2 separate regions of the Homo sapiens genome follow, and region 1 is linked to region 2. Evidence: chromatin loops called from intact Hi-C (ENCODE). Cell type or tissue: K562. All regions are shown on one strand. Links, peaks and the distances in the headings refer to the core of each region. The heading gives the core; the rest is flanking DNA. Region 1 has its middle 17 kb from the start of YWHAB. Region 2 overlaps KCNK15-AS1 (KCNK15 and WISP2 antisense RNA 1).

What was found. Peaks named below come from ENCODE experiments on the same cell type or tissue, not always from the same donor. Only the 100,000 strongest peaks of a DNase experiment are listed, where the experiment ranks them.
Region 1: a loop joins it to region 2, with 4 times the contacts of the local background. A loop is called at or near these places in 92 of 110 quality-filtered maps.

Annotation. Positions count from the first base shown.
Region 1 is chr20:44,864,153-44,872,485 of GRCh38, forward strand. No RefSeq gene overlaps it. Among named protein-coding and RNA genes, the nearest start is that of YWHAB, 17 kb to the right of the region's middle. In K562, for the core only: a CTCF peak has its summit at 3,602 (motif pointing left); a DNase peak (open chromatin) is centred at 3,649; H3K27me3 peaks cover 1,609 bases.
Region 2 is chr20:44,729,352-44,737,684 of GRCh38, forward strand. KCNK15-AS1 (KCNK15 and WISP2 antisense RNA 1) reads right to left here. Exons shown (of 5, transcript NR_132377.1): 3 at 8,160-8,219. Among named protein-coding and RNA genes, the nearest start is that of KCNK15, 12 kb to the right of the region's middle. In K562, for the core only: a CTCF peak has its summit at 4,194 (motif pointing left); DNase peaks (open chromatin) are centred at 4,190 and 7,050; H3K27me3 peaks cover 2,067 bases.

The DNA of each region.
Region 1 (8,333 bases), core at 243-8,242, 130 kb after region 2:
CTATTTTCCTTCCTCAGTGTTCTTTCTCTTTGATGTCCTGGTACCTCTTGTAAACCCTAAATACTCAAAACCCCTCCTTAGATTGCCCTTTTACGTACCTCTTGCAAAACTTTGATGTTAGCAATTACATAAGAGAAGATCATAAAAACCATTAATTAGTAGTGAGAGTATTAATGTCAGTAATAAGTAGATATTAATGTTATTTACTGAGAGTTTCCCATGTATATCAGTTTGTTCTCACAATGCTAATAAAGACATGCCAGAGTCTGGATAATTTATAAAGGGAAGAGGTTTAATTGACTCACAGTTCCACATGGCTAGGGAGGCCTCACAATCATGGCAGAAGGTAAATGAGGAGCAGCAAAGTCACGTCTTACATGGTAGCAGGCAAGAGGGCATGTGCAGGGAACTCCCCTTTATAAAACCATCAGATCTCATGAGACTTATTCACTATCATGAGAACAGCATGGAAAAAACCCACCCGCATGATTCAATTACTTCCCACTGGGTCCCTCCCACAACATGTGGGAATTACGGGAGCTACAATTCAAGATGAGATTTGGGTGGGGACACAGCCAAGCCATATCACCATGTACCAAGAACTTTACATAGATTTCCTCACTCCAGCTTTACAACCCTGTGTATCATTAGTCTTCATATTAGTCAGGACTGTAAGTTGCAAGTAGAAAAAAAGTAACAACCAACTCTCAAATGGTTTAAGCCAAAAGGTTCATATAACTGAAAAATCAGATCTAGTATTCATGAAATCATTATGTGGATGACATAATTCTAAGAATTTTACATGTATTAATTCTTTTAATCCTGTGAATAATATTTTAAGAAAGGTACTAATATAATTTCCATTTTGCAGACAGGGAAACTTGAGTACTGAGAGTTCACAATTTTACATCTGAACCCACTTTCTGTGTGTAAGGGAATTACCTACTTCATTCAACTCCTTGGAACCCAGAGTTCAATTCTGCAGAGGAAGCAGAAAATGCCATGTCCTCCCTGCATGGAGGACATCAGTGTTGTGACTTAGGCGTTGCCCATCAGGTGCATCTGCCATGGACTTCGATTTTCAAACTCATATAGAGACTGTTCTCTGGCAGGTGTGATGAGAGAGTAAGATCCAGTTCCAGAGATGACAATCCAGTGGGGTTACGGGCAGCACTGGCTGTCTGGAACCAGAGGGCCAGTAGTGTCCCCAGGCCAATTCTGTTGATGTGAATGGAGACACCATGCCTGGCTTCTCAACCTCTGAGTTTGGTTCCCCTGTGATTCTATAATCTACTCCATATGCATTCAACAAAACTCGTGTGAGTCAATATTCCATAATAAACTCCCTTACATATATACATCTATCCTATTAGTTCTGTCCCTCTAGAGAACCCTAATACACTATCTCATAAAATAAATTAAAAATTAAAGAGGAAGAAACTGAGGATCAAAGAAGTTAAGTAATTTCTTTAGAGTCCCACAGCCACGGAATAGAGAAGTTAGAATTTGAATGGCTCAAATTTTGTTTTACTTTTGTTATTTTTTTGTTATTGCTTTTCTCATTTGGCTTGCAATAATGTTCTTAATTTTGCTTTTTCCCACTTTCCTGATTTAAATGCTCCCTATAAAAATTTAAATATATAAAGTTATAAGGAAGAAAGTAACATTCTTTGAAATCTCATCAGCATATAATAACTACTGTTAATATTTTACTGGGCATCTTTCATGCCTGTCTTAACGCGTATGGGCAATAGAAGTAACCTTTTTCATAAATCATAACAAATAATACACATTCTTTTAATCAAGAGCACCCTTTTTAAGTGTGATTTTTTTTTCTTATCTATCCTTTTCTTCTTCCTTTTCTGACCTCCATTAATCTCCCTTACTTACTCCACACTTTCTGGCTCACGATAACCCCTGTTAACAACTGATGTGTACACTTGCAGAATTTTCTCCAAGCCAATATAATTATACATTTCTTTATAGAAGTCCTGTTTTTAACTCTTGCAATATTCATATTAAAGGACACTAATGGGCTGTGCGCAGTGGCTCGTGCCTGTAATCTCAGCACTTTGGGAGGCCGAGACGGGAGGATCATTTGAGGTCAGGAGTTCGAGACCAGTCTGGCCAACATGGTGAAGTCTCATCTCTACAAAAATATATAAAACTTAGCCTGGCACGGTGGCATGCACCTGTGGTCCCAGCTGCTCAGGAGGCTGATGCTGGAGAATTGATTGAACCCAGGAGGCAGAGGTTGCAGTGAGCCCAGATCGCGCCACTGCACTCCAGTCTAGATGACAGAGTGGGACCCTGCCTCAAAAAAAAAAAAAAAAAGAAAAGAAAAGAAAAGAAAAGAAAAGAAAAGAAATAAAGGACACCAGTGGTGGCATTTGGGGCACCAGACAGTAACTGTTGAAAGAGATTTCAGCCATAGAAGGAGCCCTTCTTGACACCCCTAAAATTGCACTGCTGAGGTGATTGTCACGTGAGCTCACCCCGTCACAGTTCTGGAGTGAGCGTGAGAAGGCTGAGGGTGAGCACCTCTGTCCCCACCAAAGAAATGGATCGCCAGGCCCTGGTCTCGTGGTTTCCAGGTTTGCTTGCAGGCCTGCCTGCGAAGCTCAAGGAACTGCAGAGTCACTTCTGTCTGGAGCTCCTGAATGCAGTCCAGCTAACCTTCCCTACCCGGAAGCCCTTCAACATCTTTTCTCCATTCCCTTTACGGGTTTTATTCTTCTTTTGCCTGCTCAGCAATTTTCACCAGTCCAAGGACCGAATGCTCTGCTCTCAGATCAATAGCCCTTGGGAAGTACTGCAGACAGTCTCTGAGATGCACCCTAGCTGCTCCTGCAAAGGAATTGCTTTCTTTCTGACTCAGTTTCACTTGAATTAAGCTTCTTCTGCTTTATGAAAGCAGCCTCCTTCCAGAGCACAAGTTGACATCAACCCAGAACCAGAAAGAAATCAGTGGCTGGAACTTGTCTTATTCATCTCTGGAAAGTCCAGCTCTCCAGCAGAGGCTTAGAATTCTATTTCCTTTTTTGTTTCTTAGTCATTGCGCTTGAGAAGGCATTTAAAGATGCTCTTTGGCTAGAGTAAGTGCTCAGTAAGCATTTGTTGGCGAAGGGATAAAACAGTAAAGATGGAATAATCAGCATTTGGTAAATGGTTGGTGAAGGAGAATCAAATGAGATAACACATGTGAAATTGATATGTAATCTGTGAATAGTGAAAATTGTTCCTGGCCAGGCGTAGTGGCTCACACCTGTAATCCCAGCACTTTGGGAGGCCGAGGTAGGCGGATCACTTGAGGCCAGGAGTTCAAGACCAGCCTGGCCAACATGGTGAACCCCCCCCCTATTAAAAATACAAAAATGAGCCAGGCGTGGTGGCACATGACTGTAATCCCAGCTACTTGGGGGGCTGAGGCAGGAGAATCCCTCAAACCTGGGAGACGGAGGTTGCAGTGAGCCGAGATCGTGCCATTGCACTCCAGCCTGGGCGACAGAGCGAGACTCCATCTCAAAAAAAAAGAAAAAGAAAAAGAAAAAGAAAAAGAAAACCAAAGGGACTCGTCCGCAGCGTTATCTGCTGGCGCCATCTTCCGGAAATAAGTTAGCACAACAGGTCTATTTCTGTTTCAGCGGGGCGTGAGGGCACTGGAAATGCAGGCAAGGAGGGGAAAAGAGAGAATGAATTTTAGCAAAATCTCTCCATCTCCTCTGTCCTGGATCATCTAATTACTCTACCAAGATTATCATTTTAATGTAATAGTACTACTAACATGCTAGCACTTGTTTTGAGCACCTAGTACGTACCAGATACTGTGCTCAGTGTTTTACATGTGTTATTTCATCCTCACAGTAACTGCAAGAAGTGTATATAGTAAGTCCTCACTTAACTTCTTCGATGGGTTCTTGGAAACTGCGACTTTAAGCAAAATGATGTGCAGCACGTCCTCAAGTAATGTCCTTCCATTATGATTATGAGGGAAAAAATGGTTTCATCATACATCATTTCACTTAAAGTTGCAGTTTCCAAGAAACTATCAACATTCAGTTGATATTAAAAACCCGAGGCATACAAGGTGTATAGTGGACTTATCATCTCTAGGATTACATATCTAGTTGGTGTTTGGGATAAGACTGAAACCCAGTTCTGTCTGACTTCAGAGCCTGTGGTGGGCTGTTGTGAGTCAGGTCCCGAGGAATCAGACTCCAATATGGAGATTTGAAGTCAGGAAGTCTATTGCAGAGTGCTGTCGGGATTACATCTGTGGAAAGGAAAAGTCAAACTGCAGTGCAACCTCAGCAGAGGCCTTGGCTAATGCCATGGGGAATATAGAGCTGGGATGGCAAGAGGACAGGACCTTGGAATGTCCACCTCGAACAGTCATAGGGACTCAGCTGAGAGCTGCCAGCAGCCAATGCTCCCAGCAGCTGGGGGAATAAATGCCCCATCCTGGGGATGGGGGTCTGGGTGGCACACCACAGTATGCACTGCAGCGCCCACTACCTATTCCCCATGCATTGCTCCTCAAATAAGGGAGATGGCTGGGAGGGAGACAACATCAGTGATGGGGTAGTGGAGGAGGAATTCAGAGAGTAAAAATGGTTTTGTCTGTCTTCCATCCACCTGTGACCTAGGCTATGCATGCCATCCAGCTGCAATAACCAATACATTTGGGTCATTCATGTTGATATAATGTATGGATTATTTTATGGGTTGCAAGCCATTAACAAATAAATAAAATGCAATATTCCACTGGCTGATTGGAGATGCATTCTTTGACATTCTCAAATAAGAAATGGAAGAATTGGCCAGGCACAGTGGCTCACGCCTGTAATCCTAACCCTTTGGGAGTCCAAGGCTGGGGGATCACTTGAGGTCAGGTGTTTGAAACCAGCCTGGCCAACATGATGAAACCCCATGTCTACTAAAAATACAAAAAAAAAAAAGCCAGGCGTGGTGGTGGGCGCCTGTAATCCCAGCTACTTGGGAGGCTGAGGCAGGAGAATCACTTGAACCCAGGAGTCGGAGGTTGCAGTGAGCCGAGATCATGCCACTACACTCCAGCCTGGGCGATAGAGTGAGATTCCATCTGAAAAATAAAAATAAAAATAAAATAAAAAGGAGATGGTGCCTTCTGCCCTGGGGTTAAAAAAATTAAAAAATTAAATTAAAAAGAGATGGATCTATTTGTATAATATGGAAAGACCTCTAAGACATATTTTTGCATGAAGAAATAAGATTCAGTACCCTAATAAACTATATAAAAATTATATCTATTTCTAGAGTTTTACATACACTATAAAAGGATGGAATTTTACCGACTTGCCCTATGGAAGGATTCTACATCCCCACCCCACGTAAGTCAGGCATAGCCATATGATTTGCTTTGGCCAAGGGAATTTGAGTGGAAGTGACATGTGAGACATCCAAGCAGAAGCTTTAAGAGGCTCCCCCATTCTCTCTTTTCCTTATTCCATGAGATCAGCATGTTCCAGCTGCTTCTTCCAGCTGTGTCCAGAGATACAGCTGAATTCAACCCATCACAAACATGCAATTAAGATATAAATTTTTAGGCTGGGCGCAGTGGCTCACGCCTGTAATCCCAGCACTCTGGGAGGCTGAGGCAGATGGATTGCTTGAGCTGGGGAGTTCGAGACCAGCCTGAGCAACATGGTAAAACCCTGTCTCCACAAAAACCACAAAAAATTAGCTGGGCCTTGTGGCACACATCTGTAGTCCCAGCTACTTGGGAGGCTGAGATGAGAGGATCACCTGAGCCCAGGAGGTCGAGGCTACGGTGAGCCATGATCATGCCACTGCACTACAGCCTGGGAGACAGAGTGAGACCCTGTCTCAACAAAAAAACAAACAAACAAAAGACATAAACTTTTATTAATATAAGACACTGAGACTTTGAGGATGTTGTTATTGTAGGTTATTGTAGCATAACCTAACCTACCATCACTGATAATACATGTTGCTATATATAACTGATATGTGGTTACTTCTGGGGAGGAGAAATGGCATTGGGAGGTGGCGATCATAGGGAATTTTAGTTTTTAATCTTTAATATTTTAGTTTTCTTACAATAAAAATATATCCACACATTACTATGTAATAAATATACATTATTTTAAAATGAATACAGCAGGTATTTCCCTACTTAAAATTAAATGCCAAAAAATATCTTTTTTTTTTAGACCGAGTCTCGCTCTGTTGCCCAGGCTGGAGTGCAATGGCATAATCTCGGCTCACTGCAACCTCCGCCTCCCGGGTTCAAGCCATTCTCCTGCCTCAGCCTCCTGACTAGCTGGGATTACAGGCGCTGGCCACCATGCCCAGCTAATTTTTGTATTTTTAGTAGAGACGGGGTTTCACCATGTTGGACAGGCTGATCTCAAACTCCTGACCTCAGATGATCCACCCACCTCGGCCTCCCAAAGCGCTGGGATTACAGACATGAGCCACTGAGGAGCTCTATTTCTGATTAAACCTATAGACCTCTCTGAGTTAGGATCTCAGCCCTTGTTCCATTAAAATGAAAAGCCAAAATTGGTTGCATGTATAGCAAAGACCTTGAAATATCATAGACTGCCTTGCAATTTCAACTTCTCATTCAAGCCAAACAACAGCCCTCTTTATCTTTGAAGTTTACTTTTGAGCAAAATCAAAGTGGCTAGACTCCCTGATCCACTGCCTAGTCCCCAGCTTCATGTGTGTCAGATAGTTACAGTGACCAGAGCAAGAGTAGCAGCAGCACCTCTGGCCTCTCAATCACATCTATGGTGACTTTGAAACAAAAGCCTCCTGGACTTCTGCAACTCCTGCTCTTCTCATGAATTTGTAACCACCTAATTCCCTATAGTCAATCCCTTTCTGCCTACAATACCTAGAGTGGTTTCTGTTCCTATCTCCTGCACAGAGGCATGACTTAGTACAGGTTGGAAGATAATATTCAGAAAAGAGACACAAAGACAAAAAGATGAAAAATTGGAAAGAAAAAGAAAAAAAAACAGTAAAATTAGAAAGCCATTTCAAGAGGTCAAACACCTGAAAAATTAGAGTTCTGGAAAGTGAAGATATAGAAAATGGGGAGAGGAAGGAAGAAAATATTCAAAGAAATAATTCATGAAAATTATTCCAGAACTGAAGAAAGTATATTTTCAGATTGGGAGAGATCATTGAGGAACAATTAGATGTTATGTGCCTCCTGAGATGACGCCATAGAAAATACAAGTCCTGTCTATAAAATATGATTGCCAAAAACTGAACTGAAATCTAATCAGGCCTCTAGATTGAACTACCAGTTTACAGGACATTGGAGGGATGGTGTCACATTTTAAAACAACATGAAGGGCCGTGCGCGGTGGCTCACGTCTGTAATCCTAGCACTTTGGGAGGCCAAGGCAGGCAGATTATCTGACCTCGGGAGTTCGAGACCAGCCTGGGCAATGTGGCAAAACCCCTTCTCTACTAAAAGTACAAAAATTAGCCGGGTGTGGTGGCACATGCCTGTAGTCCCATCTACCCAGGAGGCTGAGGCAGGAGAATCACTTGAGCCCAGGAGGCGGAGGTTACAGTAAGCTGAGATCGCTGCACTGCACTCCAGCCTGGGCGACAGAGCAAGACTCCATCTCAAAAAAAAAAAAAAAAAGAAAGAAAGAAAGAAAGAAATGAAATCTGAGCAATAACTTCCATGAGCTTGAAGGTAGATTCAGCTCCATGACCTCCAGAAAGGAATGCAGCCCAGCTGACAACTTAATTTTTGCTTTGTGAGACTCTAAGTGGCGGATCCCAGCAGACACACACTATACTCAGTCTTCTTACCTACAGAATTGTGAGATAAGAAGTGGGTTCTGTTTAAGCTACTAAATTTGTAGTAATTTGTTACAGCAGCAATAGAGAACAATCATTAGCAACCAGAATATAGAAAACTTGGCAAACAAACAAGAAACAAAAACTTTGTTAATATTAGGGAAAACAAGAAGTTCTATAATAAAGGGAAAGCCATCATGGAATACAGCTGGGCAAGGCTGACAATAGTGTATTTATGGTCACAAAACTGTAAACACTGAATACAAATTTAACTAAAATTATGATATAATCATTTTGACATGATGCATGGGGGCCTGGAGCAGTGGCTCACGCCTATAATCCCAGCACTTTAGGAGGCTGGGCAGGTGGATCACTTGAGCCCAGTAGTTCAAGACCAGCCTGGGCAACATGGTGAAACCCCGTTACTACAAAAATTAGCTGGACACAGTGGTGCACACGTGTAGTCCCAGTTACAGGGGCACTGAGGTGGGAGGATTGATTGAGAC
Region 2 (8,333 bases), core at 132-8,131:
CTGAGAATGAGGGCAATTCCCAGACACAGTGTTTGTAAATTACCCACCCCAGGTACGGTTGCTGGTCACAGAGGCCCCTGCTGCCCAGCCCCCAACACTTATCTCAGGTATCACCCCCTCCAGAAACCTTAGTTTGAGAATCACATGCTGAGTTTGAGCCATGTAACCTTCACAGAGCCCCTGCATGGCAAATATAACTAACTCCAGCTCAGGGATAAGGAAACACCCGGGAAAGCGAGCTGTCTAAAAGCTGGTCTGCAGCTGGGGTGGGATGCTAGTCCAACCTGAGTTTATCTGACTCTTGAGAATGGCTGTTGGTCTCTCACAGATTGAGAATTTCCATGGGTCTGGTTCTGCAAGGATAAACCCTAAACACATTTCCAGGCAAAATTCTGATAACATCCCCCAAAACAGGGAGAACACGGACAAGAATGAGGAATGTGCACCGAGGGACTCCCATACATAAGGCTCTCTCTGCCACGCACTCTGTCCACACCACTGCACGTCATCCTTGGGACATTCCTAAAGGAAAGTGCCACTAATACTCCCTGTTTAGAGATGAGTAAACTGAGACCCAGAGTGATTAACAAGTTACCCTGGAGTCGTGGAGCTGGGACTCAGGCCCATGACCTCACAGCTGAGCCGCCACTGTGCAGTGGTAGAGTGAGTGGGCTCAGCCAACCTGCCCAGGTGTGCATCCTGGCTCTGCTATTTCCTAGTGCTGTCATCTTAGGCAAAGTACTTAACCTCCTTGTGCCTCAGTTTCCCCTTCTTTAAAATGGGGATAATGGCAATACTCAACACAGAGGATTGTTGAAAGTGTTACGTGATTTACAAAAAAACTTAGGGCCGGGCGCGGTGGCTCACACCTGTAATCCCAGCACTTTGGGAGGCCAAGACGGGCAGATCACTTGAGGTCAGGAGTTCGAGACCAGCCTGGCCAACACATCAAAACCCCGTCTCTACTAAAAATACAAAAATTAACTGGGTGTGATAGCACACACCTGTAATCCCAGCTACTCAGGAGGCTGAGGCACGAGAATTGCTTGAACCGGGGAGACAGAGGTTGTAGTGAGCCGAGATCGCACCACTGCACTCCAGCCTGGTGGACAGAGCAAGACTCTGTCTCATTAAATAAATAAATAAATAAATAAATAAATATTGGAGGCCGAAAGATTGAGGGTCATGATCAACTCAGTATACCACTGGAAGCTATATGAGTAAGCAGCAGACTATTTCTCATAAATGCAGAATGTTGGCAAACTGACAAACTGTTTCTGCCATCCAGAAGGAATGCTGAGGGCAGTCACGCTCCAAGCATAGTGTTTCTTGTGATTAGGCCTAATTGAAACCTGTTAGTAACAATATGAATCTGTGATCAATCAACCAGCTAACCAGTCATTACCTCCTCCTCCCTGCTCATTCTACCCAATAAATAGGAAGGGCTGTGGAAGCTCAGGGACTGCCTTTGCTCACTAGAAGCAGGGAGTTCTCTTCTTCTTCCCCTGGCCCTTTCCTTTACAACAGTTTCTTTTGTCTTAAGTTTTCATTTCTACATTCGTCCCCTCGTTCAGTCCTGTAATGAAGTCTCAGGCAGTAACAGTAGTAACTGCTGTAATGACGGCCTCAAGTAGTAACAGTAATAACTGTCATAGTGACAGTCTCAAGTAGTAATTGTGGTAGTCTGCAACAAAATAAAATAAAATAAAATAAATTTTAGCAACCGTTATCCTAACTCTTGGCGCTTTAGTTTTTTGATCTGTAAAATGGGAATAAATAGTAGTGCCCACCCCACAGGATGGCTGTATAAAGTGAGTACCCGGCTGTGTGCAGTGGCGAGCACGCCTGTAATCCCAGCACTTTGGGAGGCCGAGGCGGGCGGATCACCTGAAGTCGGGAGTTCGAGACCAGCCTGGCCAACAAGGTGAAACCCCATCTCTACTAAAAATACAAAAATTAGCCAGGCGTGGTGGCACGCACCTGTAATCCCAGCTACTTGGAAGGCTGAGGCATGAGAATCACTTGAACCCAGGAGGTGGAGGTTGCAGTGAGCCAAGATCATGCCACTGCACTCCAGTCTGGGCAACAGAGCAAGACTCTGCCAAAAAAAAAAAAAATAGTGAGTATCCACTCCGCAGGGGTATTGTGAGTATTAGGAAGGTAATTCCTCCATGTTCTTCAACTGAAGCTATTATTATCATCCTGCCTGCAATTCTTGGCAAGTGTTGTGAAGGCAAAGACTGGGAATCCTCTTGTTTGTGGAGAAGAGGAAACGTGTCGGGGGCAAAGTCACAGGGGCAAACCAGGTTTACCCTCTCTGAAGCTCTCACGGCCACAGGTGCCCAGGCCTGGCCATTCCTCCATGGGAAGCTTCTGCACTCACTTCCTCAGTGCTGGCCTGGGTCTGCGGGGCAAGCTGAGTGTCCCGGGGCAGAATGCTTTCTGGAGAGGACTCCGCTACCAGCTGTGGCTGAAGGACCTGGCACAGGGCCTGTTCCTGGGGCCCTTGGCACACCATCCTCCTCCAGCCGAGAGCCGTAAGGAAGAAGTTTCCCTAGTGAAGGGCATCAACAGGCCCCAGGAGGTCCTCCTGCCTGCCAGGACACCCGTGGTCCTCCCCATCCTAACTAGTTACAATTAAAATGAATCTAGCAAACACAGACAGCCAGGCCCTCCCACGCCCTGCTCTGGGATCCAGGAACAACGACGGCGCCCAGGGGAGCCCACACACTTAAGGGGAGCAGCTTACAGTCTCACTGTTTATTGAGCAGCTACTGTGTTCTTGATGCTTTTGTAAACCAGAAAGTGTCTGAGACAGGTCTCAATCAGTTTAGACATTTATTTTTCCAAGGTTAAGGACACGCCCAGTAGAGAGGTCTGTGCCTTTCTCTAAAGATGACTTTGAGGGCTTCAGTATTTAAAGGGGAAAGCAGGCTGGAGGGGAAAGAAGGAGGGTCTGGAAATCCACATATTGCAAGAGAAAAAGAGCAGGTAGGGAAATTATGTATTCGATTATGTATTCGTCTCACGCTCTGTAACTTTACATAAGATAAGGTGAACACAGAGTGGCTACTCGTGGAGATACCTGGCCTTTTATCTGTGGCTCTCTGCTTACGAACAAAGGAAAGGCAGCTTGTTGCATGACTCAACTTTCAGCTTAGTTTTTTCCTTTTGGCAGAGTGAATTGGGGTTTTCATTTTCCTTTCACACTTTCTATACCTTCTCTTATTGAAAATGAGGTGGTTGCTGTGATCTGCATTTTACAGATGAGAAGCTGAGGCTTGAAGAATAGAATCACCACTCACAATCCAGGATGGGAAGTCAGAACCAGCTGAACCAGCGGCTAGCCCAGCCTCTCTCCCTCTCTCTCTGTTCCTCTCTCTTTCTTCTATCTCTCTATGTTTCTCTCTCTCACCGTTTCTCTCTTCTGTCTCTCTCTCTCTCATCCTCTCTCCTCCTCTCTTTCCATTTTGTTTCTCTTTTCCTTGGCTTTTTCTTCTTTCTTGAATTTTTAATGAAGTATAAAAAGTATACAAGGCCAGGCACGGTGGCTCATGCCTGTAATCCCAGTACTTTGGGAGGCTGAGGCGGGTGGATCGCGTGAGCTCAGGAGTTCGAGACCAGCCTGGGTAACGTAGTGAAACCCCCTCTACAAAAAATACAAAAATCAGCCGGGCATGGTGGCACATGCCCGTAGTCCAAGCTACACTGGAGGCTGAGGTGGGAGGATGGCTTGAGCCCAGGAGGCGGAGGTTGCAGTGAGCCGAGATTGCATCACTGCTTCTAGCCTGGGTGACAAGAGTGAGACCCTGTCTCAGAAAAAACAAAACAAACAAACAAACAAAAAGTATACAAATAAAAGTGTTCAGTTAGTCCAGTTTTCACAAATGAGCACACCCATGCAATCAGTACCTGGGTCAACAGCAGGACCATGCATTGCCTGCACCTCCAAAATCCACCTTGGTCTCCCTCTCTTCACTACCCACAAGATAATCACTATCCTGACTTCTAACAGATAGATCCATTGTACCTGACCAGAGGCAGCAGCCATCACCTGGAGACTTGTTAGAAATGCCCCATCCCAGACCTACAGAAGCTCTGGGAGTAGGGCCCAGAAATCTATTTTAACAAACCTCCCATCTCGTTAAAATCAGACACAGCTCCAGCTCGGGGGAGGACAGCAGTGATGTGCTGCTGCCTCCTTGTGGCATTTCCATGCATGAACAGCCGAGAGGCCACCTGCCAGGAGGAGGCTGTCTTCAAGGGGCAACTCCAACAGCCTCCCTGGGAGGTACCCCTCGACTTTCTGCCTAGGAAAGGGGAGGCAACCAATGGCCACCATGTGTCAGGTGCTAACGAAAAGGCCACCTGCCTCTCCATGGCTAAAATGTGGTCTAGGGTCTGAGGTGCATTCTCAGCCATCTGATTCTCAAGAATTCATCTTTTTTCACTTCCACTGACATGAATTATGACATCAGGGAGAACCCAAGGGCAGAAGTAGGGGCCAAGTCCTCTTCATCACCTCCAGGTTGGCTGACAAACTTGGTTGCAAGTGGCCCCATCACACTGGCCTGGTCTTTATCTATGGCCCCTTTGTCAGAGGCGTTAGACCAGAGCAACTCCATTTTGAGTAGGGGCTGGGTAAAATAAGGCTGAGTCCTACTGGGCTGCATTGCCAGACGATGAGGCATTCTAAGTCACAGGATGAGATGGGAGGTCGGCACAAGATACAGATCATAAAGACCTTGTTGATAAAACAGGCTGCAGAAGCTGGCCAAAACCCACCAAAACCAAGATGGCGACGAGAGTGACCTCTGGTAGTCCTCACTGCCACACTCCTACCAGCGCCATGAGAGTTTACAAATGCCATGCCAATGTCAGGAAGTTACACTCTATGGTCTAAAAAGGGGACACATGAATAATCCACCTCTTGTTTAGCATGTCATCAAGAAATAACCTTAAAAATGGGCAACCGGCAGCCCTGAGGGCTCTTCTGTCTATGGAGTAGCCATTCTTTATTCCTTTACTTTCTTAATAAACTTGCTTTCTCTTTGTGGACTTGCCTTAAATTCTTTCTTGCAGGAGATCCAAGAACACTCTCTTGGGGTCTGGATCAGGACCCCTTTCTGGTCACACCTCCACTGCCCAATGCCCCCTCACCACTGGCTTTCATGAAAAAGGTTTTAACGTCTTCGCTGGGCCAGGTCTTTTCATCCAGTCTCTGTTGGATGGCCAATAACCTAACGTGAACCTCTTCAGCAGCTTCTCCCCTGCCCTGAAGCCAGCAGGGGTGGGACACAGGTGACTGACTTGACTCCCTCTACCCTCTCAACCCCCTCACTACCACTCACCTCAAGGACACACCCTCCAGGTCCACTAACCCCCCTGCCTCTCTCAGTCTCTGAGACATCTCACTGCAGTCCCACTCCCCTGCCTTCCTCTCTTGACCCCTGCTCTGTGGCCATCTGACTAAAACCCAGAGTTGGAGAACCTGGTGGTATCACCGCTTACTCCAGATGGCTGATGATCTTTATGTTCTGGATCGGGTCTCAATCCAGACCCCAAGAGAGGGTTCTTGGAGCTCGCACAAGAAATAACTCAGGGTGAGTCCATAAAGTGAAAGTGAGTTTATTAAGAAAGTAAAGGAATAAAGAATGGCTACTCTAAGTCACAGGATTCTAAGTCACAGGATGAGATAGGAGGTCAGCACAAGATACAGATCATAAAGACCTTGTGGTAAGACAGGTTGCAATCAAGAAGTCGGCTAAATCAGAACCTGGTGGCAGAAACTGGTGCTGCGCTGCCTACTCCAGATGGCTGATGTGGCATCTGTGGAATGCAAAGTCTCCCTGAGTCTTTTCCCCACGTCAGGAAGATTGCTTAAGTATCAGACTGCAGTTGCCAGAATAAATCTAAATTTATTTTAAATGTTCATGTCAACAGTCATATTTGTAATGTTTTTTTCCTTAAAAAACATGTTGTACATATGGATGTTCGTCATTGCTATTTATACCTTTATGCCTGTCTTTATTAGCTAGGGTAAACCAGATCCCAGTAATAAATAAACCCGAAATCCAGTGGCATACCAAGGGACCAGGGGAGGTGGTAGTGTTACAGGAAGGGGGTCCCAGTCCAGACCCCAAGAGAGGGATCTGGATCTTGGAACTCGCGTAAGAAAGAACTCAAGGCGAGTCCATAAAGTGAAAGTGAATTTATTAAGAAAGCAAAGGAATAATGCTCCATAGACAGAGCAGCCCCGAGGGCTGCTGGTTGCCTATTTTTATGGTTATTTCTTGATGATATGCTCAACAAGGGATAGATTATTAATGCCTCCCCTTTTTAGACCATATAGGGTAACTTCCTGACGTTGCCATGGCATTTGTAAACTCTCATGGCGCTGGTGAGAGTCTAGCAGTGAGGACGACCAGCGGTCACTCTCGAGGCCATTTTGATTTTGGTGGGTTTTAGCCGGCTTCTTTATTGCAACCTGTTTTATCAGCAAGGTCTTTACGACTTGTATCTTGTGCCAACGTCCTATCTCATCCTGTGACTTAGAATGCCTTAACCATCTGAGAATGAAGCCCAGCAGGTCTCAGCCTTATTTTACCCAGCCCCTATTCAAGATGGAATCGCTCTGGTTCAAATGCTTCTAACAGTGGGAGTTTTCTCCCTGGTGAGAAGGAATATTTTAACACTAATGTTTAGAATTGCTGGCATGTGGTGATAATAAAAAGCAGATTGACTTTTAGACCTTTTCATTACTGTTTTAAAATTCTGTACAGACAATGTACCCCTTTATCACCTGCATCCACTTCCACTACCACCAGCGCCATTGGAACGTCACTGCCAAAATGCTTACTAGCCAAAGCACAAAGTCTATGTGTGTTACGTAACATTCCCTATGGGTGCTTCTGCTTGGTGGGCTCCCCTACATGGTGATACAGGGACTCAGGATCCTTCGTCTAGGGCTCCTCCTTCCTCTCTCCTTCTCCCAATCATCTGCATCCAGTAAGGCCTGACTAGGTCAGGGAGGAAGCCCAGACAATCAATTCATGGAGAGCCGGAGCCAGGAAGTTGCACACAGAACTTCTGCTCTTGTCTCATTGGTTAAAACTCAGTCACATGGTCACACCCAACTGCAAGGGAGGCTGGGAAATGTAGTCTATCTACATTTCATGTGCTATCACAAACATCCATCAGTCTTTGCCACAATGTCTTAAATATTTCACAATAAAGAAATGTCAAATGTTTGTGTTAGACAAGAATGTGGATAAACTACCTTCTTTCTCTAGTATAGGAATTTTACCATGGGACAGATAGTCATGGTTCAAAGTCATGAAACAAATGATCTCAAATTTTATACTGTCCCAGTGACCAGAATGCTGAGTTCACAGAGCTTTCCACTGCCTCTTTCTCCTACTCAGATGATTTCCCTTCTATCTGAGCACATGCCTAGACTACATTTCCCAGTCTCCTTTGCAGCTAGGTGTGGCCATGTGACTCAATCTTTACCAATAAAATATGAAGGGAAGTGACATGTGCCACTTCCTGACCTGAGCCTTACAAGTTTGTGTGCCTGCTTCGAGTTCTTTCCCCTTCCCATTGGCTGCAACCCTCTGTGCCCCAGCTTCCACTGTGCAGACAGGAATAGTATCCTGGGGCAGTGCAGTGATTCTCAAACTTGCAGAATCACTCGGAGGGCCTGTAAAGACACAGATGGCTGGGCCCCACACCTAAAGTTCCTGATTCGCTAGGCCCAGGATAGGGCTGGAGAATTGACATTTCTAACAAGTTCCCAGGTGCTGTTGAAGCTGCCAGTCCAAGGACCACTCTGGAAACCACTGTCCTAAGGAATGATGGGGTGCACTATGAAGAAACCTGGGTCTCTGAGTGGCCCCCTGGATCATAGCTGCCTTGACAACTTGGCAGCGCAGTTGAAAAAGAAGTAAACTTTTGTCTTCTTTAAGTCACTGCACTGCTGGGCATCTTTGTTACAGCAGCTTAACCTTTAACCACACTAACAGAGTTGGGATTCTGTCACTTGCAACCAAGAGTCCTGACCAATACAGACTCGAAGCTTAACTTCAGTAAGTTCCGCCACTAAGAGAGTTTGCTTCTTTTTTCCTGCTTATCCCAAACCCGCAGTTTTTTCATCTTACCTTAGTATTGACCAGGATTCCGGAAGGAGATATGCACATGCACCAAGCCCTAGGAAGGACCTGGAAGGTGGAGAATATTCCACTATGCTACAATCTTTTCAAACATTAACATTATTATTATCTCAACTACTTGCCTGAGTCCCTTGAACACAGGCCCAGCTCTGAAATGTAGTT